Regions from separate parts of the Mus musculus genome. Here all the other regions are linked to region 3. Evidence: chromatin loops called from intact Hi-C (ENCODE). Cell type or tissue: gastrocnemius. All regions are shown on one strand. Each heading gives the region's core, and the rest is flanking DNA. Links, peaks and the distances in the headings are about the cores only.

What was found. Hi-C counts contacts between places; a loop is a spot of excess contacts. Peaks named below come from ENCODE experiments on the same cell type or tissue, not always from the same donor. Only the 100,000 strongest peaks of a DNase experiment are listed, where the experiment ranks them.
Region 1: it touches region 3 in a loop (4-fold over the local background); 27 of 42 quality-filtered maps call a loop at or near these places.
Region 2: a loop joins it to region 3, with 2.3 times the contacts of the local background. A loop is called at or near these places in 24 of 42 quality-filtered maps.

What each region holds. Positions count from the first base shown.
Region 1 is chr19:7,260,850-7,268,745 of GRCm38, forward strand. It overlaps Rcor2 (REST corepressor 2), which reads left to right and starts at 7,430. Exons shown (of 12, transcript NM_001320554.1): 1 at 7,430-7,896. In gastrocnemius, for the core only: a CTCF peak has its summit at 3,427 (motif pointing right); DNase peaks (open chromatin) are centred at 3,433, 4,172, 4,862, 5,178 and 2 more places; H3K4me3 peaks cover 431 bases; H3K27ac peaks cover 1,850 bases.
Region 2 is chr19:7,275,400-7,283,295 of GRCm38, forward strand. It overlaps Mark2 (MAP/microtubule affinity regulating kinase 2), which reads right to left. Exons shown (of 18, transcript NM_007928.3): 13 at 7,634-7,806; 14 at 7,327-7,424; 15 at 6,399-6,560; 16 at 5,599-5,856; 17 at 2,643-2,687; 18 at 1-2,051. The coding sequence ends at 1,691. Among named protein-coding and RNA genes, the nearest start is that of Rcor2, 11 kb to the left of the region's middle. In gastrocnemius, for the core only: a CTCF peak has its summit at 3,948 (motif pointing right); DNase peaks (open chromatin) are centred at 2,174, 2,920, 3,302, 3,890 and 3 more places; H3K27ac peaks cover 817 bases.
Region 3 is chr19:7,341,462-7,349,357 of GRCm38, forward strand. Mark2 (MAP/microtubule affinity regulating kinase 2) reads right to left here and starts at 399. Exons shown (of 18, transcript NM_007928.3): 1 at 1-399. In gastrocnemius, for the core only: a CTCF peak has its summit at 4,104 (motif pointing left); a DNase peak (open chromatin) is centred at 4,089.

The sequences.
Region 1 (7,896 bases), core at 1,410-6,409, 81 kb before region 3:
TGCCCTGTAGCCCAGTCTGGCCCCTTGAACTTGCCCTGTAGCCCAGCCTGGCCTTGAGCTTTGTGCTTTTTGCCTCAGCTTCCTGAGGAGCTGAGAGGACAGCCTGCATTTTTCCAGTTGGTTTTCTTTCCATTTTAAAAAATGTTCTTTACATCTATTTTGTTTGTGTGTGTGTGTGTGTGTGTGTGTGTGCGCGTGCGTGCGTGCGTGCGTGCGTGCGTGCGTGTGTGTGTGTGTGTTGGAGGCATGAATGTCACAGGATGCATGTGGCAGTCAAATGACAATTTCTTTTTTTAAAAAAGATTTATTTATTTTATGTATATATGAGTATAACGTAGCTGTGAGCCATCATGTGGTTGCTGGGATTTGAACTCAGGATCTTCGGAAGAGCAGTCAGTGCTCTTAACTGCTGAGCCATCTCCAGCCCCAAATGACAGTTTCTAAGAGTTGATTCTCTTCTCCGTCATGTATGCTCTGGGGATCAGACTCAGGTTGTCAGGCTTAGGAACAAGTGAATATATCCACTGAGCCATCCTGTCCCTTCTGGTCAGCTCTTCCTGAGGATCAAAGTCAGCCAGCAAGCCTGAGGGAGACTTCTTATGTAGCTGCGAGTGTTCTTACATAGATAGCATGCACAAAGCTCTAACCAACATAAAAGAAACAGGCTTTGTGGTACCTGATTGTAATCCAAAGCACTTTGGGGTGAAGAGAGGCAGGACAAGAGATCAGCCTGGGGTATGCAAAGTCCAAATTCACTTTTCTTTGTTGCAATAAAGACAGCATGCTGGGGGTAATTTGGTGAGGAAAGGGTTCATTTCATCTGACAGGATTCAGCCCATTAATGAAGAAAGTCAAGCCAGAAGTCAAGGCTGGAACTTATGCAGAAACCAAGCAGGAATGTTGATTATTGTATTGCTTCTCTATGGCTTGCTCAGCATGCTTTCTTAGGCCACCCACAGTGGCTGAGCTCTTCCATGTCAACCTTTAATCAAGACAATGCCCCTAGCTGGATGGTGGTGGCCCACGCCTTTAATCCTAGCACTTGGGAGGCAGAGGCAGGCAGATTTCTGAATTTGAGGCCAGCCTGGTCTACAGAGTGAGTTCCAGGACAGCCAGGGAGAAACCCTGTCTTGAAAAAGACATAAAAAAATAAAAATAAAAATAAAAGACAATGCCCCCACAGATATACTGGTGGCATTTTCTCCATTTTGGTTCCCTCTTTTTTTAAGATTTATTTACTATGTCTACAGTATTCTTCCTGCATGTACACCTGCAGGCCAGAGAGGGCACCAGATCTCATTATAGATGGTTGTGAGCAACCATGTGGTTGCTGGGAATTGAACTCAGGACCTCTGGGAGAGCAGACAGTTCTCTCGACCTCTGAGCCATCTCTCCAGGCCACGGTTCTCTCTTCCTAGAGGACAACAGCTTGGGTCAAGTTGGAAAACAAAGGAACAAAACCCCCACACAACACTCTTTGCGTGTGTGCCATGTTGAGAGTGTGGAAATTGGAGGACAACTTGCCAGAATCCGGATTTCTTTTTGTTTTCTACCTTGTGGGTCTCCCTTGGGGACTGAACTCAGGTCGTCAGACTTGGTGGCAAGTACCTTTACCCACTGAGCCAGCTTGCTATTTTGTTTTGGGGACAGGATAATGAGAAGCAGGGGACTGAGTTAATCTGGTCATGTTTTAGGAGGATCACTCGGGCTGTCAATAATAGGTTACAGAGTCTAAAAAATGGCTCAGTGGTTTAGTGGACTGGCTGCTCTTCCAGAGGACCTGGGTTTGATTCCCAGCACCCACATATGGAGGTTCACAATCGACTGTAACTCCAGTTCCAGGGGAACTGATGCCTTCTTCTGGCATCTGAGGGCACTGCATGCACATAGTAACAGACAAACATGCAGGCAAAATACTCATAAACATAAGAAAGAAATCAGATGTGGGGCAGATTAGAAGAGAGCTAGAGAGGAGGCCAGGAGGTGGGGATGAGGCTGGACAGTGGGGGAGGAGTCAGCAGCAGCTTTGCAGAGTTAGAACCTGAGAGCAAAAATAAGGGAGGCACAGAAGGCAGTTGATGGTGAAGACTTCCTGGTAGTCAGCTTCACAGTCTAGAGGGAGCCTGGGGCTAGGGCTGGGCTGAGGACAGTGCTGGGGCTGCCTGAAGCCTGAGTGGTAGCATCGGAGCCTGGAGAGTTGGGAAACTTGGAGCCCCAAGGGTAACCACTGAGGCTTCGGAGACGTGTCCAGGGTACCCAGGGCAAAATGACCCCTGCCTAACACCTTTGGCATTAGAGATAACCACACTGCTGGTGACCTTGGCAGGCAGTTTCTGTGGTGGCACTGCTTGGGTTGGGGAGTGAGTGGGAGGTGAGGGCAAGGTGTGAACAACCATTTCAAGAAGCCTAGCTTGCGGGAGGGGGGCAGCAGTAGCTTTAGGGAGGCCATGGCAAAAGAGGCTGGAGAGAGGAAGGGGACAAGGGTTTGCCCGGGGTCCAGAGGCAAGGATGAGGCAGATGTCAGGGTTGCAGGGGATGAATCCTGAAGAAGTAGATGAGAACTGAGCATCATCCATAAGGCACTTCTGGTGATGAGGGACTGCCTCTAGGGCTGGTGTTTGCAGGGTGATGCTCTGGGGGTGGTTAACAGACTCCTTTGGCTGGACAGACCCCTTAGGCACAGGCTAGAAAGCCTTCTAGTACCAGGCTGGGCAAGCTTTGCAGGGAGACAATAGGGAGCGGTGGAAGGTTACTGAATGGAAGGAAGCAGGCCACAGTGGAGGAAGCATTAAAGCCATTGTATAGGGCTATGTGTTCATGATGGGCTAGCAGGGTCACTGAGGTAGGAATCTGGAATTGTTGGTAAGTCTACAAGGAAGCTGCAGATGGTCTGATGTCACCAAGGAGGAACAAGGAGTCCCTCTGTGGGTCCATTAGACCAGAGGCAATGGCCTTCAGCTGGTTCACAGTGTGTGGGCTACTTCATGCTGCAGTGAGCCTCTCGTCTGCCTGCTGGGGTGCTGTGTGGGATCTTGGCTCTACAAGACAAGCACTATTGAAGGATTTGCTTGCTGTATTCCACCTGAGATGCTAGTGGATCCTCTTTAATAAATGATGGGGTGAAAACTTACTCCCTTTTAGGAGTGGAGGAGCAGAGGGTCAGAGCGGGCAAGCAAGGAGCACAGCTGGGAGTCGCCCTAGATCAGAGCTCCTGGCCCTGCTTTGGCCTAGCATGTTCTCCTTTCACAGGTAGCTCTGGAGAAGGGCTTACTGGGAATGAATCTAAGGTTCAGTGACTCCTATGGTCCAGGGTAGGTGGCTGGGCACCAATGGCCAGGTCCCCGGTCCAGGAACTTGGATCCTCAGGGTGCAATACTCAGCCTCCTTGGGAGGGCACATGCCCTGGGGAAGTCTGGGCTGGACTGCCACCGCTAGAGGGCGCAGCTGTTATCCAGGTGAGGGTGAGGGGCCGTTTACTTCTAAAAACCTTCTGGAACTCAAGCAGCTTTACTGGAGCTGGAAGCTGCCTCTTATGTAGTCTGGGAGACCTCTGTCGCTTTTCTGTCAACCAAGACCTTCAGACCCATCTCCCTTAGTGCTCCAGACCAGACGCTTGGCTCCAGGTATCAAATCTCCCGGCCCTGCCCTGGGGATCAGGAAACCTGGGGTCCAAATCTCCGAGTTCATAACTACTTCGGCTTGGCCCAGAGCCCCCTTGGCCTCTGAGTTGAAGTTGTGCCAAACACTGGATTGTCACCTCTCATTATTATATTTTTGCACAAGTGGGGGTGGAGTGGGTGTTGCTGGAGGGAGTGTTGCTCACCAACAGGGCCCAGAGAGAGGGAGGAAACACCCTGGGTTCCCAGCCTGTCAGGAAGCCCCCAGGGGGCACACAAGGCTCTGAAGGAAGCATTCCTGTCTGAGGAACACTGAAGGGGCCAGGAAGAACTCCCAAGGCTCCTTCCACTCTGGGGCCCCGCCCACATCCACCTCCTCTGAAAGAGGAGCATCTCTTTCTCCCCCACTGCTCTACCAGGTTTTTTGCCTGGGTCCCCCACTCTCCTTCCTCCACCCTAGGCCTACCAGCCTGCCGCCCTCCCCAAGTTTAGCCCCTTGGCTGTGTCCACTGAGGGCCTGGCGAGGGTCCCAGGCACCACACCACAGCAGCCAGCCTCCAGCCTCTGCTCCGGACAGTCCCAGTCTGTCTGGCAGGGCTGGCAGATTAGGGATTGGCTGGAGCTGCCCCCGCCTTTGAGAGGAGGGGAGGCCCGGTGGCTCACCCAAGGTCACCCTTCCTTTTCTTTCCCAGCATCCCTGCTCAACCCTTGTCCCTCTGCCTCACCTTGAAGAGAGAGGAGGCATGATGCTCAGCAGGTCTAGCACATAGGAGCTCAGCTAAGGGGAAAAGACAGTGAGCTCCTGAAGTCTGCTGTTTCTTTCAGCAAATGCTGAGTGCCTGCTGTATGCTAGACTCTTAGAACATAGCCGTGAAGACAATGACGAGCTATCAAGCACGTTTGTTTTGTGTCTGTGAACCAAGTGGTAAATCGATGAGATGCTCTGACCTGCCTGGATGAGAGCAGACTTTCCTGGGGATCTGAGGGCCCAGGAGCCTAGGCAAGAGAGGCAAGCTTCAGGCAGAGACCTGTATAAGGCCAAGCAAGGCCCCATATCCCTCATCAGGAAGAGCACAGGGGATAAATGTGCCTGGCTGTGGGCTTGGGTTTGCTGTGAGGCAGTCTGGGCCCTGGCTCCCATCCCTAAGAGAAGGCAAGGGCGCTGTCGTGTTCGCCTTCCCTCCCCGTGGGCCAAGAGTAGAAGCTCATCCGTCAAAATGGCGGGAGAGCATTCCCGGGAGACCTGAGCTCTAGCCAGGCTTGCAGGTGGCCTCAGGGAGGTGAGCTTCTTGCTGCTTGCTTCTGAGCTTCCTCAGGCTGCATGAGAGGAGGGGCTGGTCTCTGGCTGGCTCTCTCCCTTATCATACCCCAGATCCCTGGCCACATGGCACCTCTGAACCCCACGCCTGAGGGAAGAAGATTCCTGACCTTAGGACTTGGGGAACTAGAGTGGGTGGGACCTGGGGTACAGCCTGGACTGGGTTCTGTGGCATAGCCACACCCCACAGTCCCAGGGCCGCAAGGGAGGGGGAGCTGTCTCTTTAAGAGCCTCCAGGCTGCTAGGAGCAGATGGCCAGACCGGCCGGGGCCCCTTGTCCTTTGTGTGCCTTCTCACAAAAGAGGGGGCCAGCTGGGGAGGGGGCGGCTGCAGCAGGTGGGAGGGGTGGGACCTTGCCTCTCTCCTGCGCCCTTGCAGCTTGAGGGTGAAATACATCACTCGAAACCAGCCACTTCTGCACCCTGTGGCCCCCACAGTTGTCCTTAAACTCTGATGCCCCTCCCGTGTTGTGTCTCTCCTTGGCAGAAGGATCACTATATCAGGGCTCTCAGACAGCCCTCTTACCTCAAAAATAAATAAATAAATAAATAAATCTCCCCACCCTGCCCCCACCCTAGAGCAGGCTCTTCCTTTGGTGTGTGTGGGCGGGGGTGGGGGCCTGGCTCCAGGGCTAAGTGAGAGCAGTATTGGGTCCCAGTGTGTGGGAGAAGTGGCCTCCAGACAGAAGGGAAGCCTGTGGCTTGGGATCCTCTTTAGGCCTTGTGCTGGCACACCTGGGGCAGCCCTGGAGGACGGAAACAAGAACTAAGCTTGATGCTTGAGGTCTTGGGGTCTTGGCCCGGGATCCTAGGTTCTCCTATGGAAGGAGGCAAGTGGAGGAGGGGGGACCCAATAGAAGCCTTGCCTAATGGGTGCCAGAAGCAAGAAAGACGCCATCATAGGAGAGTGTGGTGTGCACAATGGTTGCTAGCTAGGCAAAGGGATAGAAACAGGAGCACCTCACTACAAGGTACAGGTATTGGGGACAGGTCTGGCTCCCTGCCACTCATTTCTAGGGGCCACTGGAAGTCGCTTTGCCTCTTGGTACAGACCCCTTCAGCTCAGATTGCCTCTGGTTCATTTTTTCTTTCTTTCTTTCTTTCTTTGTCCCAGATCTCCCCACCCTGAGGCTTGGTGCCCAGCTCATGATTTAAGGGGAGGAAAAAAGGCCCCATAACCTTGGCCCAAGGTGTGGCGGGCAACGTGGCCGCTGACTGGGTGGCCCTATGTGGCCGGACAGTGCTGAAGTCGGGCGGGGTCGTGTCTGACTCTGCCAGCCGCAGGCAAAGAGCCCCCAGGAACAGGATGCCCCAGCCAGGTCGTGGCCTGACCACAGGACCCAGGCCGGTCGGCCACAGCCAGTGGGTAGGGGCAGGGATCCCCGGTTGGGGCCAGGGCTGCTTCTAAATTTAGGAATCTGATTACAGAGTGGCCAAGGAAGGGAAGGGAGAGGAGGGTGCGCGTGCAGGCTCGGCTCGATCTGGGCATAGCGGGTGTGCCCGGGTAGAGGCGTGTCCAGGAGTCCGGGCTCCCCGTGGGAGGGACAGCGGGCGGGGGCTTCGGCCTGTGTGAGCTGCAGCACGTGCCCCAGGCGGCGGGGACGGGCACAGGCGCAGCTCACAGGCTTCGAGCTGCTGCCGGTGAGTGCGCTGGCTCTTTGTGTGCCTGGCAGGGTGGCTGGGTCTGGCTTTGAAAGTCTCTGCCCACCCCCTCCCCCAACTCCGTCTGTGCCTCCCAACCCGCTTCCCTGTCTGTCACTCTGCCTGTGCCTGTCCGGGGGGAGGGGGGATGCTGCTTCCAGCTGGGGTGACAGTGAACCCAGTGAGGAGCTCGCCCCTTTCAGCCCAGAACTTGCCCTATTACCTTTCATACTCATTCCTCAATCTTTGATACTACTGTTTTGGGTGCAGACTGCAGCAGTTGAAAGACACTAGGGTGACCCCTGGGGACCCACAGACCTAGCAGAAGTCAGGTTCTAGCCCAGTGGCTCTTATAGAAATTCATCTTGCGCCTGTCCGGCCTCCCATCCGCTTTGGCCCCCAAGGGCGCATGAAGGGGGGGATCCCCCTGCGGAAGGGGGGGCAGGGAGTTCCTTGGCAGGAAGGGAAATGGAAGGAAAAGCTGGGCTCCACCCGGGCGGTCGGACAGGCGGCCTCAGGGCCCCCGGGGCAGGCCACAGTAACCAGAGCCCAGTAGTGTGTGGAACCGGTGTGCTTGTGGGTGGGGCTGACCCCGGGCTTCTCCTGGGGGGCACTGGGGTCTACCCAAAAGGGCCAAGTCTGAGAACTCAGAGACACCAAGGGTGCTCCCTGGGGGGGGTACGTGCGCCCCATTCCGGTCCTGACCCCACCCCCTGGAGGTCTAGCCCCGGCCCCAGGCCCCGCCCCCCGGGCCCTCCCTCCCACCCCAGGGCCAGATGTTCAGCTGGCGGAGGCATCGGCTGGGGGAGGGGTGCTGAGGCCGCAGCCGGCACTACTTCCCTGCCAGCAGCTTCATTGTGTGCGCGAGGAGCGAGCGGCGGCGGAGAGCGGGCGAGCGAGCGGCGGTAGCGCGAGCGCGGCGGGGCGAGCGAGCGCGCCGGGGAGGGTGCGAGGCGGCGCCCGCGGCTGCGCTCCGCCCGCCTCCCGGCAACTCTGCTCCAGCGCCGCACGCCGTGCGCGCCGTCCTGCCGCCGGGGCTCCAGCCGGCTGGCGTGGTTGCCGTGGGGTCGGGTCGGGCAGGGTTACCTCCGTTGGGGATCGGGGCATCCTCAGCGCAGCCGAGGGGCGCGGAGTCAGCTGCGGCGGCCACTGCGCGGTAGCCCTTGCTGGCCAAACAGCGTGGGCAGGCGCGCGGCGCGGCTCCGGGGCTCCCCGAGGGCAACGCGCCCCGACTCTCCCCGGGGGAGAACCAGCCCCGAGGGGCGCACGGAGCGAGCGTGCCCCCGGCCGCGCCGTCTCCCCCGTACCCCCACTTCACAAA
Region 2 (7,896 bases), core at 1,977-6,976, 66 kb before region 3:
ATTCCAAACATTCTCTTTATTACGTATTTGATCCAGAGGAGAAACTAAGTGCAGGGTGGGGGGAAGGGGGCTAGGCAGGGAGGGGCCACCTTGCCTGGGTGTCCTGGCCCCGGACCCCTTATCTTGGGAGCCAAGCCATGCCCTCCTGGCCCCCTTGGAGCACCCGGGCTGTTCCATAGGGCAAGAGGGGAGAGGAGGAGCCCTTGGTCTGAGCCATAGCCAGTGGAGCACGGGCTGGAGGGTTGAGGTTGGCAAGGTTCCTGGAACCCAAGACTCAATGTGTTGCTGAGCCTGGTCTGGGAGCCAGGGTGATGGACAGGGGAGGGAGTGACAGGACGACAACTGGGGCCAAGAGTGGAATTGTCATAAATCAAAAACAAACAAAAAAAAAACCAAAACAACAATAATAATAAAAATAAAAAATAACCCATCACAAAAAAAATGTACAACTCAGGTGAGGGCAGGGGCAGCCTCTGTAGGACTTCCCCAATTTCTCAAGAACTGAAACAGCAGAGAAATAAATTAAGGGATGCAGTGGCCACCACCAGCCAAGCGCCTACAGCCACCCATTCACACACTGGCCTCAGAGGTTAGCAAGCAGGAGTTACTTTGCCCCACCCTGTGGAGGACAAGAGACTCCTGGCCCTGCCGCCCAATCCAGCCTTCCGCCAGGCAGCCATGGAGGCCCTGGACAGTCTCCTGAGAGGAGGGGCGGCAATGCCAGGAAGAAAAGGCAAGGCTGTGAGATGAGAACGGTGCCCAGATTAATGCCAAGGAAGGGGAAGCAGTAGGGGGATGGTGAGGGGCTGTGCTTTCAGACAAAGACTCCCAGAACGGAGAAGCTGTGTCCCTGTTCCCAAGCTGCCCCCTGGGGGCTGAGAGCCCATGGCCCATTCCCCTCCCCTCTACCAGTACTGGGTTTAGCCTGCCTGAAGATGGCACAGACTTCTGAGAAGGGGAACCATGTCCCCACAGCAGCTCATGGAAGGAAGTGCCCAGCTCTGGGGAAGGACAGAGGATATGGTGTGGAGGGAGCCAGGGTCCCACCGCCCACCCTCTCCAGGGCTGTGCAGTACCCCCAACTGGGCCTCAGTGTAAAGGCCTGTAAGCCCAAGGGCTTGGGGGCAGGGGAAGGCCACCTCTGGTGGGTCGCTTGAAGGGGGGAAGAAGTGGGGAGAGGGGAGAAGCCCAAAGAGGGCCTGGCGGAGGGCCTGCCAGGGAACTCCACCACTCTTGCCTGAGAGTGTTCCAGCCCTGAGCCACCCTCCCAGGAGCCCCACAGATCCAGTCTTGACTGTCCCAATGGGGCAGGGAGGAAAGGTGGCCGCTGGGATTTTTTTTTTTTTCTTTTTCTTTTTTGGTAATAAAAATTTTCTTGGTTTAGGCGAAATACTCTGTGCAACCGCAGTACCGAGGGGGAGCCCTGCCCCCCCCCAGCCCCCTCCCCTTCCTTTGCCTCCTGCAGGGGGGAAGGGAGGGACTTCTGGGCAGGGGTGAATGTGGGAGGGAGAAGAACCACTTCCCATCCCCCACAAACATGGAAGAAAAAAACTGAGAAGGGCCTGGAAGGGGACAAGTGCCAGCAGGGGAGACACACCAATTCATCCTGCAGTTTCTCCCAGGGGGATGCAGGGTTGGCCCAAGCAGCCAAGTCCACTGGTGGGCCTCTGCTGCCCCTCCTGACAGCCTGTTAAAGCTTCAGCTCATTGGCTATTTTGGAGGCAATGTTTTTGAAGGCCATGGAAGTGCCCGATATCCGCTTAAACCGAACACCGTTGAGAGACAGCCGGGGCAGTTTGCACACCTCCATCTCCCACTGCACAAAGTTCTCGTGGCCTGGTGTGCCATGCACGCACAGTAGCATGTACCGCTCGTGCAGCTCGCTTTGGCAGCTGTTGGCGTCCAGCACCTTGCGGATCTCCCGCATCATCTCATTGGGCTCCATAGAGCTCGTGGTCTTCATGCTCCAGGTGAAGCGCAGGGAGCGAGGCTTGGCCTCCCGAAACTCCTCCTTGTCCTTGTCAGTGCCTCCACTGCCTACCACGTGAGGTCTGTGGAGAGGGCAGAGGGAGGCATAAGATGGGAGCTGAGCATCCCACCCATAGAGAACCACCCTGGCAGACAGACCCTGAGACCAGAGAGGAAAGCAGGAAAGAGTGCAGCAGCAGCCGAAGAGGGAGCAGCTCGTCCCTTGTCCTGCACTGGCACTTGGGACATGGGAGGCCTCTGGCTCTTGTCTCTCAGGATGGAGGGGTGAGAAGAGGCCAACTGGGGTGGGTGACAGTCCATGCTGTGACTGGTTCTTTTCTTTAGGGGATCAGGCAGGAAACAAGTGCACTGAGCAGCACCAAGCAGACTGTCCTCCATGAGGCTGAGGCAGAGGCTGAGCAGCAAGGCCAGCAGGGGTAGGAACCTGGAGTAGGAACCCCTCCCTGCCAGGGCTCTGGATCCGTAATGCACCAGGACCCAAGCAGGGTTCAGAACTACTGCAGGTACACGTGAGAAAGGGAAATTCTCTGAGGAAAGGGAGCCCTCAAGAAGGAGGCAGGGCAGAATTGCCAGAGAAAGCCAACGGCAAGAGGAAGAGAGGAGCAGGAGGCTGTGGCAGGCCCGGTGGCCTGGGCTGGCTCCAGCCCTCTCACCTGAGCGTCTCCACTCGGTCTTTGCTTTCAGGTTCATTCAGGTTCCTCAAAAAACAGAGCGAGGAAGAGTTTAGTCTGGGATCTCTCGCTCCTTCCACCCTGCAGACCCAGGTGAGGTTGGGTCTGGGGACATGCCACCAGTGGATGGGCAGGACCCACGCCCAAATGCTACTTGCCAGTCACCTGCAGGCCAACGCTGCAGTGCCTCACACTGGCAGCCTGACTGCCCCTGACAAGGAACCCCAAGGGGGCTGTCCCTCCCCACATTCCCAGAGATCAGTGCTGATGGAAGGAGCCCCAGCTCTGGGGGAGGAGGGTGTGGCTGTGCAGGCACATGGCCCCAAGCACATGGCCCAACACCAGCAGTTTCCCTTCCAGCATCCACCCAGGCTCAAGCCTGCTACTGGAATGAGGGCTGGGAGCAAATTTCTGTGCCAATAACTGGGGTGTCATTTTTTTTGGAGATGGAGGTAAAGGCCATATTGTCAGTCTTAGAAGGCGGAAAGCCTCCTAAGAGGCTTACTGTGTCAAAACTACTGTCAGGCAGACACCTGGGTCTGGTGCCTATGGCCCAGTGGGCAAGGCCACTGTGCTGACTCCCCTATTGCTGGCTGCCAGGCTGGCTGCTCACACAAAGCAAGGGCTGGGCAGGGCTCTAGGGAGGTGAGAAAGAGGTCTGGCCCTGCTGAGCGGCTTCTCCAGCTCCTGCCAGGAAGATGAGTGCCCAGAGCTGGAATACTGGGGGCTATAGGGAAGAGGAGGGACGAGAAGGAGAGAGCAGCAGCAGCAGCACATGTAAAAGGAGCAGGAAGACACAAGACACAGATGCCAATGAGCACACTGTGAGCAGGGCCCGGGTGTACAAAGGAAGGGCTCCAGCTGCTCTCTCCAGGCCCCTGTGGGGCAGCCCCTGCCAGCCATGCAGTGAGCTGGGGTGGGGTGGGTAGGCAGGGATATCTCAAGATCACATCTGGCCCATTTCTCCCTCAGCTGGGGAGCCAATGCACCTGCCAGGCAAATCCAGAGTTCCCAATCTGGCCCTTGGTCTGCAGCTTAGTACCTGGCGTACCTAGGCCTGCAGAGGACATGGCCAGGCTGAACAAGCCAGGCTCTGTCCCAGGAAGGGAGATGCAGGAGCAGGGTGTGGGCCTCCTGCTGTTCCACCAGGGCCTGGCGGCAGAATGACCCCTGCCTGAGAATATCCAGCTCTTGGCTCTTTGGCAGGCTCAGGCGACATCTGGAGGAAACAGCCCAGAGGAGAGCAGCGTGAGCGCCCAGATGCTATGCCAGGGTGGGCTGGGTCAGTTCTGCAGCATCCACCAGAAGGGGGTGCTATACTACATCTATGAGGCAAAGGTTTGGGGGGCCTGGAGGAGTCAGACTAGCCAAGGGACCCTAATGTCCCTGTAGTACCTCCACGGTCCATGGGAGACAGGTCACAGCCCTGAGGTTCAGCGAGCCCAGGACACCCCCAAATGAGACGCCATTCCAGATACGCCTCAACCCCGTGGAGCTTACTTGTAGCGCATGCACACAACAAGGGGAAGGAGCCCAATATGACCCAAACCTGGGCAGGTACGAGGAGACAATCTTAAAGGGAGACAGAGTCCCTGAGGTCTCTTCTCTTCTGAGGACAAGCACCTGCAGACCAAGGGAGGCCCCTCACTTTCAAAGCCATTTGCTCCGAGGGACCTAAAATGTCCTCTCAGGGGACTATGTATTCCAAGTCCTGCCAGTGTGAAGGGGCAGGGGCAGAGGGATCAGCTTAGGGCTGTGGCCCCACCAGAGAAGTCATCATCCCTTTAAGATAGCAGACAGAGGTCCACATAGACAAGGTCAGCAGAAAGACAGGAAGCATCAGCCAATGGGGGAGTTAGTGATGGAGGCAGGACCGACAGACAGACTGACAGACAGACACACATACAGAGCGGGCTCAACGCCTACCTTCTGGCAAACCTGAAAGACAGATTTCTAAAAAAAACAAACAAAAAAGACAAAATAAAAAAGGAAATAAAACAAAAAACGAAAACCAAAAAAAAATCCAAAAACAAACAAAAAACCCAACCCCAATCAAACAAACAAACAGAAAACAAAAAACCAACAAGACGGTGTGTGGACAGCGGGTGGGGGTGGGCTTTCCAGGTTCTAGGGTCTCCCCAGTTGTAGAAGAGCCGCTCAGCGAGCCTAGAGTCCTGCTTCAGCTCTGTTCGCCCTGCAGCCTCCCCCATGACTTGCGGCTTGGATACGTAAAGGAATGAGCAGCAGGGTGAGTAGGTCTGCTCTCAAAGAGCCCACCTGGCTCTCAGCAGTGTAGACTGCAGGGTACAAAGGGGAACAGAGTACCCCAGGAGATCCCAAACCACCTTAAACCACTCCTCTCTATGATGAGGGCTCAGGCATGAGAGGCTCATGAAGAGATTCCCCACCTGGGTCTAGGCCAAGAAGGCACGGGAACCCTGGAGCTGCACGAGAGGCCACTGCAGCCCTCAGCAGCCAGTTTATTTGTGGGCTTTGCCCTGGGAAACCCTGGGGCAGAAGAATATAGTTAGAGCCAGACATTATCTACCTGTGGGAGGGCAAACAGGGGAAGGAGGTCAAAGGGGGCAAGAATAGACTGGAAAATCTTGTCAACCCTGCCTGGCTCATGCCTCATGACTTTGCAGCTGCGTCACCAAATATAAGTTTCCATGGGAACCCAGGAGAGAAGAGGGGGCTTTTATTTTAGCATCTGAGTTCACACTCCCCTAGAGAGGAGGCGGCATCGCCCATCTGCTTGGGGCCATCGAATGAGGGGTGCCTGAGAAGAGCTGGGGAAAGGCCTAAGAGGATGAGTCTAGGTGCCTGAGATGTTGAAAACAACCCTATTTCTCAGTCCTGCTGAGGCCCCAATCCCAGCTCTGTTATCTCCATCCCAACCACCACGCAAGTGGGAAGGTCTGCTCCCAGCCCCTCTCACCTGCGGACAAACTTGGAGGTGAACTTGCTGAAGATGCTGCCAGAGGCCCCCCGCCGGCCCTGGCTATGGCCAGAGGGAGAGGCTGGGGTCACACCGTAGGGTAGATTCTGCTGGTCCCGCACCTGTCGGAGCTGCCCAGCATGGAAGGTGCTTCGACTGGACACACCCCGTGGGAAATTAGTTCGGTCTGGGGCTCCACTACTGCTGCTGATGTTGTGGGCGGAGGGGGAGGCGACAGGGACGCGCTGGGGGGCTGTGCTATGGAGAGAGATAGGGGCAAAGCATATGTAAGGAACAGAAAGGCACCAGCACTAAGCACATCAGTCCCTGGGACGGGGACGGGGACGGGGAGCGCTAGGGCAGGACGCAGCCATCACAGAGGACACAGACGGAAGGACTGACCACTGAGGACAGTAGTGAGATGGTGCAGGGAGGGAGGGAGGGGAGACAGGAGGACCCATGTATGCAAGCAGTACAGGCTGGATAGAGCTGGCCCTGGACCTACAATGGGACAATGAGAATAACTGTCTATCCCTAAGGAAAGCTTAGAAGGTTCTGAGCTCTCTGGCTTTTTGCCTTCCACCTGGAGCTTCAGGATAGCTTCCTGTACCCCTGCTGATGAGGACTGAGGAAAAGGCCTTACTATCACATTATCTGTGTCCTAGGATCATGGGGGATAAACAGAGCTACTTTCTTGTAGCTGACAAAAAATGAGGCAGTACCCCCAGGTGAGAAGAGACTGCAGGGCAGGGGTGGGACAGGCCAGGGGACATGTGCATCAGCTACCCCAGCACACTTGCCTGGGCCGAGGCACCTCACAGTTACTCTCCGTGGGGGGCAACCCAGAGGCCTTGTTGGGGTGTACGGAGGCAGACATGGATTTCTGGTGCTGGCGGGGCCGGGCCGCAGAGACTGCGGCAGAAGCAGAAGCCGTGGAGGCCCGGGACCCTGGCATGGTTAGGCTAGGAGACAAAAGCAGCGAGAGGCCCGGGTTATGGGGAGACAGAGCGCCTGGGTTAGGAAGCAGGGCAGGGCCAGAGTCAGCTGGAGCCTTGCAGATGCAGGTCAGGCCCTGAGAGCAGCTCCGGGCAGGGAGAGCTAAGGTAAAGCCATTGTAAGTAGAGGGCTCCGTGAGTGAGCAACCAGCTAGGCCAGAGCCTGGGAAAAGAAAACCCAAAATGAGGAAAAGATGACAGGAGGTCACTGTGTCCTAGCCACACTGGTCTCCCAGAAAATGTGAGAACAAGGATTCTTCCCTCTGTACAAAGGACAGGCTGTTACTAAGAAGAAACTTTCATTAAGCTCAAAAGAGGTGGAGCCAGATTGTAACATACCAAGCAAGGTGGGGAACTTTGCTTCTGAGGCCACAATGAAGCCCTCAGCAGGGAGACCCTCAGATGAGTACTCTGGGCTCTGTCCTGAGCTGGGGTCCCAAACACAAAGCCATGTACCTAGACAGATGAGCAACTCTAGACTTAGCCATGATCAAGAACCAGCAAGTTTAACGCGCTGCTCACTGGTACCCTATGCTTGGCAACGTCAAGGATAAGAGGACAGGAGGGATGGCATGGAGAAGGGAAGGAAGGTGGATGGCTAGACTGAACAGAGCCAGGACAGGACTCCAGGGACATTGCTCTGGAGAGGCAGAAGATGATGCTACTGACAGGTATCACTGCCCACTGTGTGATGTGGCCCCCAAGAGCATGGTAAGCAGTCCAGATAACTCACCTGTCTTTACCATTCTGGATGGAGGCCTGGCCAAGGCTGGCCCTGTCCAAAAGTGGGGAGTTCCTGCTTCGGTTTGTGCTGGTGGAAAGGACGCTGTTCTGTGGGAAATGGAGGGCAAGTACTGTCTCACAGGAACCAGTGTTGCCCAGTCAGACTCTTCCCCAGGACCACTGGATGCCCTTGTCCCAAGTTGCTCTGTAGCCCACTTTCTACAGTAAGCTCAGGTACAGCCAAGGGCCAGGCTTCAGCAAGGAAGATCAGTGGACAGGAGGGAGGCCAGGGCAGGGGGTAGTAGCTCATGGCTTACCGTGGAGGGGGCAGGAGTGGTCTTCTTCCTGTCCAGGCCAGGCAGAGGGCTGGCAGGCACTTTGGCGGTGCTGCTGGCTTTCCGCCCTGTCTCTTCCTCAGGCCGCTTATTTTCTGCGTTGTTACTCTGAGTCTTCTTAGAGTAGGAATTCGAGGTGGGAATGGCAGGGACGGCTATGGGGTGATGTAAAATGGGTAAGACTACAGGTCTCCTGCAGACCCACTGTGTGCTTGGCATTTTCTTGCATCATAGCTCCATTTCAT
Region 3 (7,896 bases), core at 1,836-6,835:
GTGCCGCCTTTCGGCCCGGCCGCGCCGCTCCGCCTACTCTCAACCGCCGCAGCCGGCCGCCTGCCTCGCTCCTCCCCTGCCCTCAGCCGCACTGCTCCGCGCCCGACACACAGGCAGCCGCCGCCGGACCTGCTGCTCCCAACATGGCCGCCACCACCGCCAGCCCTCGGCTCTTTCCGCCGGCAAGAGCCGGAAACATCCGAAACAACTAGGAACGGGAGGGGGAAGAGCCTTTTCCTCTCGGCCCAGACGATGGGTGAATTCCGGAAACTACCGAAGAAGGTAATCCCCGGGGACGCGCGCACCTCCTAGATTCCGAAGACCGAGGTTCGGCTCTGTTTACGGAAATCCACGAAGAGACTCCCCGCACCTCCAGAGCCAACCAGCAGCCACGCCTACCGGCCTTTCTCCGCCCACTTGGAGCAAGCTTTCGGCAGTTTCCGGAAACAGCCGAAGAGGCTCCGCGTGTGCTAAACCGGCCACGCCCCCGTTCCGTCGCTCGGCCGAGAGCGGTAGTCAGCCATTTCCGGCAACACCCGAGAGCTGCCGAGGCTAAGAATCTATCTCTTCGTTTCTTTCCGTCAGTTTTCGGTTATTTTCAAACCTTGAACAGGCGTGGGTCACCTGTACCTGTTGTTTGACTTAGAAAATACCGCTATTAGCTGTTCCTACAACTGATGTCCTTTGAGCCTAACGCCAACTTCCCATCCGCATGTTTAGCTCATAAAACCCACTTTATCGCTCAACCTTGCTATCAACGTGTGAGTCAACTGCCAAGTGTAGTGTCATCCTATTGCCTGTCTCCTGCTTTGCACACCCGCCCATCTTGCGACTATCTTGGCTTCTAGAAGTCTATGTCAGCCTTATATTGAGTCAGTCCCCTCATTCCTCTGTAAAGCCTGGGACAGACACCAGGTCGGACAGGCACTGGGTCAGCGTCCTTGAAACTTAACACACCTTTAAGGTACAGTATTTTTTTCAGTATTGAGAAAAATGCTTGCGTGATCTTGGCATGGAATCACATAACAAAGGCCAGCAAAATAACTCAGTTTGATCCATGGGGATCCACATAGTGAAAGGGGAGAACCAAGTCTAAAACATTGTTCCATGAGCATGCTACCCTATACACTAAATAAAAATGTAATTATATATGTATATATGTGTGTGTGTATAATATATATACATATGTATGTATATGTATATATATAAAATGAGTTGGAGAGATGGTTCAGAAGTCAAGAGGAAGGACTGGTTGCTCTCCCAGAGGACTGAGGTTTAGTACCCAGCACCCATATGGTGGTTAACAACTGTCTAACTAGTTCTAGGTGGTTTGACACCTTCTGGCTTCCACTAGGTTGCACAGACGTACATACAGGCTAAACACTCATATACACAAAAGTTAAATAGATAAATACTACAACATAGGTCAGAATGCTGGCTCATTCAGAGCCTGTACTATTTTCCAGAGAATCTGGTCAGGTCCCAGCATCCACATCAGATGGCTCCCTACCCCTTGTAACTTCAATTCCAGGGGAAATGATGCCCTCTGGCCTCTACCAGCACCCGCATGCCAGTGATACACATAAACCCATAAAAGCACAAACATAGGCACATACAAATAAATATTTCTTTAAATTACACATAACATTTCCTTTCTGCTGTTAGTTTCGATTCTATGACACAGTTTCCCACTGTAGACCAGACTGACCAAGAACTCCTGGAGCTGCCTCTGCTTCCCAAGGGCTGGGATTAAAGGTGTGCACCAACCACCCTGTCCATCCAAGTTTTTGTTGTTCTTTTGTTTTTGCTTTTTTTGGAAACAGGGTATTAAGTAGCCCAGGCTGGCCATGATATGTAACCAAGGATGGTTGAACTACTGATCCCCGGCCTTCATTTCCTCACCACTTTGATTGCAAGTGTGCACTGCCATGCCCAGCCCTAAATGACTTTTAAAATATTCTACAATGTTTAAGTCTGGAGAGACCATCTCTTTTTTTTTTTTTTGGTTTTTTGAAACAGGGTTTCTCTGTGTAGCCCTGGCTGTCCTAGAGCTCACTTTGTAGACCAGGCTGGCCTTGAACTCAGAAATCCGCCTGCCTCTGCCCCCCAAGTGCTGGGATTAAAGGCGTGCGCCACTACGCCCGGCTTGGAGAGACCATTTCATTTTCATTTTCATTTTCATTTCAAATCTCCCTTCTAAGACAAACTCATGGCAAAAGAATAGGCACTTGTTGACGATAAGGATTCCTGGGGTTGTAGGATAGTGGGAGAGCTTTAACTCCCATGCCATGAAGGAGGCCCTGGGGTCAATCTCTAGAACGAAAAATAAAATAAAATAAAACAGACAACCAAAAAGGATTCCTCCAGCTGGGTATGGTGGTCTGCCCCTGTAATCTTAGCACTAGAGAGAAGCAAAGGGGGTTGGCGAGATGGCTCAGTGGGTAAGAGCACCGACTGCTCTTCTGAAGGTCCAGAGTTCAAATCCCAGCAACCACATGGTGGCTCACAACCATCCATAACAAGATGATGCCCTCTTCTGGAGTGTCTGAAGATAGCTACAGTGTGCTTACATATAATAAATAAATAAATAAATAAATAAATAAATAAATAAATAAATAAAATCTTTTTTAAAAGAGAGAGAGAGAGAGAGAGAGAAACAAAGGCAGAAGAAAAGATGGTTCGAGGCCAGCCTGGCCTACATAATGAGTTCCAGGACAAGCAGGGCTACACAGTAAACACCCATCTCTAAAACCAAACCAAACCACAAAGACAAGTAGATGGTGAGGTGGCTCAGTAGTTCCAAGCTTGCTGCTCTTTCAGAGGACATGGGTTTGGTCCCATGGGGGCTCACAAAGCTCTTCTGGCCTCCATGAACACTACATGTGCATAGTGGGTATGCAGGCTAGCAGGTAAAACTCTAAAAATAAAAAAGGTTTAAAAACTAAAACTAAAATGTAAAACACATTCCCCAGCAGGGCAAGGTGGCATGCTTTTAATCCTAGCACTTGGAGGCAGATGGAGGTGGATTTCTGTTGGTTCAAGGTCAGCCTGCTCTACATAGTGAGGTTCGAGATGGCCTGTGTTACATAGTAAGTCCCTGTCTTGGTATGAGGGTAGGAGGGAGGATGGCAAAACCTCAGAATAGTGCAATGAAAGGACCAGACCTCTTGAAGATGTCTTTTTCCTTTTCTGGGCCTCAGTCTCCCTGTTGATAAGTGGGTTTGTTGAATTCAACAACTCTGAGGTCTTTCTCAGCTTTGGAAAGCTCCCAGCTCTTAACAGAAGTCCATGGAGGACCAGAGCCCACTCTTCCCTTTCCTCTGGAGTTTACCAAATCTGTCCGTTCTGTACCCAACATAAAGCCATGGACTTGCTTAAAACATTACGAGACTTTTGTAAGTATCATTTTAACTGTATCTTGATTATAGTTTTCTTTTTCTTATATAAGTTTTATTTATTTTATGTAACTACATACTGTCCTTGTTCAGACACACTAGAAGAGGGTATCAGATCCCATTACAGATGGTTGTGAGTCACCATGTGGTTGCTGGGATTTGAACTCGGGACCTCTGGAAGAGCAGTGAGTGCTTTTAACCACTGAGCCATCTCTCCAGCCCTGATTATAGTTTTCAAGCATGGATTTTGTAGATGACAACACACTGTTGGAGTCCCACCAAGCAGAGGTAATAGCTCAACTCAGACTGACTTCTGTTTCAAGTTATCCCTGCCCATGGTTCCATAGAAGCTGGAACTATGCCCCTGACCCTCACCCTAAACTCAACAGGAGGGATAGAGTGTGGGTCCATGAATGTGAAGAAACTGAGAGAGCTCCCAGGGTCATAGGGAAAGGACTGACCGAATTGCTGAGTGGCACCCAAGAATTGCTCACAGTGAGAGCTGTGCAGGTGCAGGGAGGAGGAAGGAGGCATTCTGTAAGGCAAAGGAATCCACAGGACTCCAGGAAGCCTCCCCATGCCCCCCACCAGCTCCACACCAGCACCACCTCTGAGAAAGAAGCTGGGAAAGCAATGCTGTAGAGTGATGGGGAAAGGGATGGAGGCCACACCACGCCCCCACCCCAAATTCAAACATGAGAATGATCTGCCCTCTGGTGGCCAAAGGGAGTCACATTGCCGAGCCTGTGCTAGACGTCACTTCTAGGACCAAAGTCTGAAGAGCAGGGAGAGAGGACACTGAAAGGTAAAGGCAGAGGCATCCAGGGAGCTTCTCCTGACCCTAGATGACTCTGCTTCATCAAGATGCCACTCAAGCCCTGATCTTCCTCTTGGTCACTTCTCCTCCTCTCACAAGCTGTTAAACCAGTTGGCCCACCCAGACTCCTTCTGATCCAGCCTCTGGACACAGCAGAATATCAAGTCTAATTCCCGTGACATTTGTACTGGGCTAGAACACCGTCCTCAACTCCCCAGTAGGCTTAAGGCAAGGCTCACTTTGTGGCCATTTGCCTATGTAGTCACATGCAGCCCTGTTCTAGGAAGGCCTCTGGACTTGATTTGATGTAAAGTTGTCATTTGTTTGTTTGTTTTTTCGAGACAGGATTTCTCTGTGTAGCCCTGGCTGTCCTGGAACTCACTCAGTAGACCAGGCTGGCCTCAAACTCAGAAATCCGCCTGCCTCTGCCTCTCAAATGCTGGGATCAGAGGCATGCGCCACCACTGCCCAGCTAAAGTTGTCATTCTTATGAAAAAAAAAAAAGTTTTAGCAAAGAAGACTCCTATTTTAGTGTGTGTGTGTGTGTGTGTGTGTGTGTGTGTGTGTGTGTTGTGTGCATCAATGTATATGTCTGTGCTCATGTGCACGTGGATACACTTAAAAACATGCCAGTGCCTACACAATGGAACTTCAGTGTCTTTTCTTACTCTCTATTTTGGTCTTTGTCGTTGTTTACACTTATTGATTTGTGTGTCCGTGTGTATGTGCATATCCCACAGAATACATGTGGAGGTCAGAGGACAACCTGTGGGAGTTGGCTCTTCCTTCCACTAGAGTGGCCTGGAGGCAAGAGCCTTGTCCACTAAACCATCTCACCAGTTTTCCAACTTCATTTTGTCTGTCTGTTTTTGTTTTTGAGACAGAATATCACTATGCAGCCCAGGCTATGCTGGAACTCACTATATAGACCCCAGGCTGACCTTGAATTCACAACAATTTGCCTGCTGAAGGCTATGTCCAAACCAACCAACCACCTTGTCTTTTTGTTCTGATCTCTTTTTGAGAGTTGTGTATGAACGTTTTACCTCTGTGTTTGCATGTACATCTGACCACTCTCTGCATTCCTGGTGCCCTCTGAGATCAGAAGAGGGTGTTAGACCTCCTGGAGCGGATGCGAGGGATGTCACATTATAGATGGTTTATACATCACAATTTGGATGCTGAGAGCTGAATTCAAGTCCTCTGCAAAAGCAGTCAGTGCTCTTAAGTACTGAGCGCGCTGTCCAGCTCCTTGTTTGTTTGTTTGTGTTTTTGTGTATTTCTGTTTTTCTTTTAAGAGAAAGTCTCTCTGTATAGCCCTGGCTATCTTAGAACTCACTCTGTAGACCAGGTTGGCCTCAAATCCACAGAGATCCTCTAAGAAATCTGCTTGTGGGCCGGGTGTGGTGGCGCACACCTTTAATCCCAGCACTCGGGAGGCAGAGGCAGACAGATTTCTGAGTTCCAGGCCAGCCTGGTCTACAAAGTGAGTTCCAGGACAGCCAGGGCTGCACAGAGAAACCCTGTCTCGAAAAACCAAAACCAAAAAAAAAAAAAAGAAAAGAAAAGAAATCTGCTTGCCTCTGCCTCACAAGTGCTGGAATTAAAGGCATGCGCCACCACTGCCCGGTGTCCCCGTGTCTTCATGGCAACATATGACTGAGTTATCATCTCCCCAACCCCCTCATTTTCATTCTTTACAGTGCCCCACATATTATGTAGGTGGTGCTGGTTATGGGAGAAAGCTTTGTCTGACATGGCAAACTTGATTCAATATGGCCTCAAACTGCCTGGCTAATACCATTCTAAATAAGTATCCTTGGTAGAGAGGTCTATCTCACTCCTACATGAGCAACGGAAAGCGCTCTGTGCCATACCTGTGTTGGGGCTGATCTTTCTCCATATACCTCCCTCAGCTTCTACAGGTATTTCAAGATCCAGCTCAGATCCCATCAGGTGAGTGGCTGCCTGGAGCTACCTTGTTCTTATTAATAGTCATTGTTGCCCCATCTCTCTAAATCTTCAAACTCACTTGACACATCTTCACTGTGCAACTACTAGGAGCCAGGTGCTTTCCTGGCTCCTCAAGTAAGTCAGTGAACAATTAAACTAAGTTCTGTGTACCTTGGGGCAAACTATCCAATGAGAAGATAAACATCAGAAACAAGCAGCATTAATGTTGTAGAAAACAACTAGAAGCCCACAACCACCATCATGAAAGACTCAGAAAGTCTCTCAAAAGGACCCAGAAAACAACGGAAGAGCCAGAGATTGGGGGCGAGAGCTGGAGAATGCTGCCTTTTGGACATGGCAGGGCTGTGGCACTCATGAATGCACACAAGACCTGCACATGATCAAACCGATGAGTTCAATCAACATTATGGTAGGTAGCACTAATTGGAGTTATGAGGTTACAAAAAACAAACAAAGAAACAAACAAGCAGCTTGTCACATCGGTTCACACTTTAAATCCCAGCACTCTGGAGGCAGAGGCAGGGTGATCTCTGTGAGTTTTAGGCCAACTTGGTCTAGTCTATAAAACAAGAGCTGGAGCAGCCAGGGATATAACAGAAAACTGTCTCAAAAAAAAAAAAAAAAAGAAGAAAGAAAGGAAGGAAGGAAGGAAGGGAGGAAGGAAGGAAGGAAGGAAGGAAGGAAGAGAAAGAAAGGAAGAAAGAAGAAAGGGAGGGGAGGGGAGGGGAGGGAAAAGGAAAAGAAAGAAGGAGGCTGCCAGGGATCCAGGGATGTCACAGGAGTGAGAGGGGAGAAGGGGGTTAGTATGATCAAGATACATTGTACGCATATAAGAAATTGTCAGGGGCTGGAGAGATGGCTCAGCGGTTAAGAGCACCGACTGCTCTTCCAAAGGTCCTGAGTTCAAATCCCAGCAACCACATGGTGGCTCACAACCATGAGATCTGATGCCCCCTTCTGATGCAGTAGGGTAGAGCCAGAAAGATTGGTAAGACCTGCCAGCTATTCCAGCTCCACAGTCAGTGAGAGACCCGATCTCAAAGGGATAAGGCATAGAACTGACTCACTGATACCCTCTGGCCTTGGTGTGTGTGAGGTTTACATGCCTGCATACTCAGGTGCACTTACTACACACACACACACACACACACACACACACACACACACACACACCACACCACACCACACCACACCAAAACAAAGCAGAGGCTGGATATGCAGGTCCAGCACAGGCTCAGGGTTCAGTCCCCAGCACTTCATAACCCAGAATGGTGGTAGACTTCTGTAATCCTAGGATTTGGGAAATAGAAATAGGAAGATCAGGAAATTAAGGCCATCCTCCCTTACATGGGGAGCTTGAGGCCAACCTGGGGCTACATGAGACTAATTCAAACCTCCCCCTCAACACACACACACACACACACACACACACACACACACACACACACACCAACAACAACAACAAACCAACCAACCATAAAGAACCAACCAAGATGTGTCTGTGTTTCAGAGTGAAAAGAGAAAGCAGGTTGCATGACAGACATTTGTTTGTTTTCAGTTTGGGAGGGAATCTGCTGGAAACTGCTAAACCCCAGTGTCACTGTCACTGAACCACACCCTTAGCCCCAACTGGAACCGGTAAGGTCACTGAAAGCTTTGCAGAGATGGTGACATTTGAAGAAAGATTTCAAGAAGGTGAGTGTGGTGGCT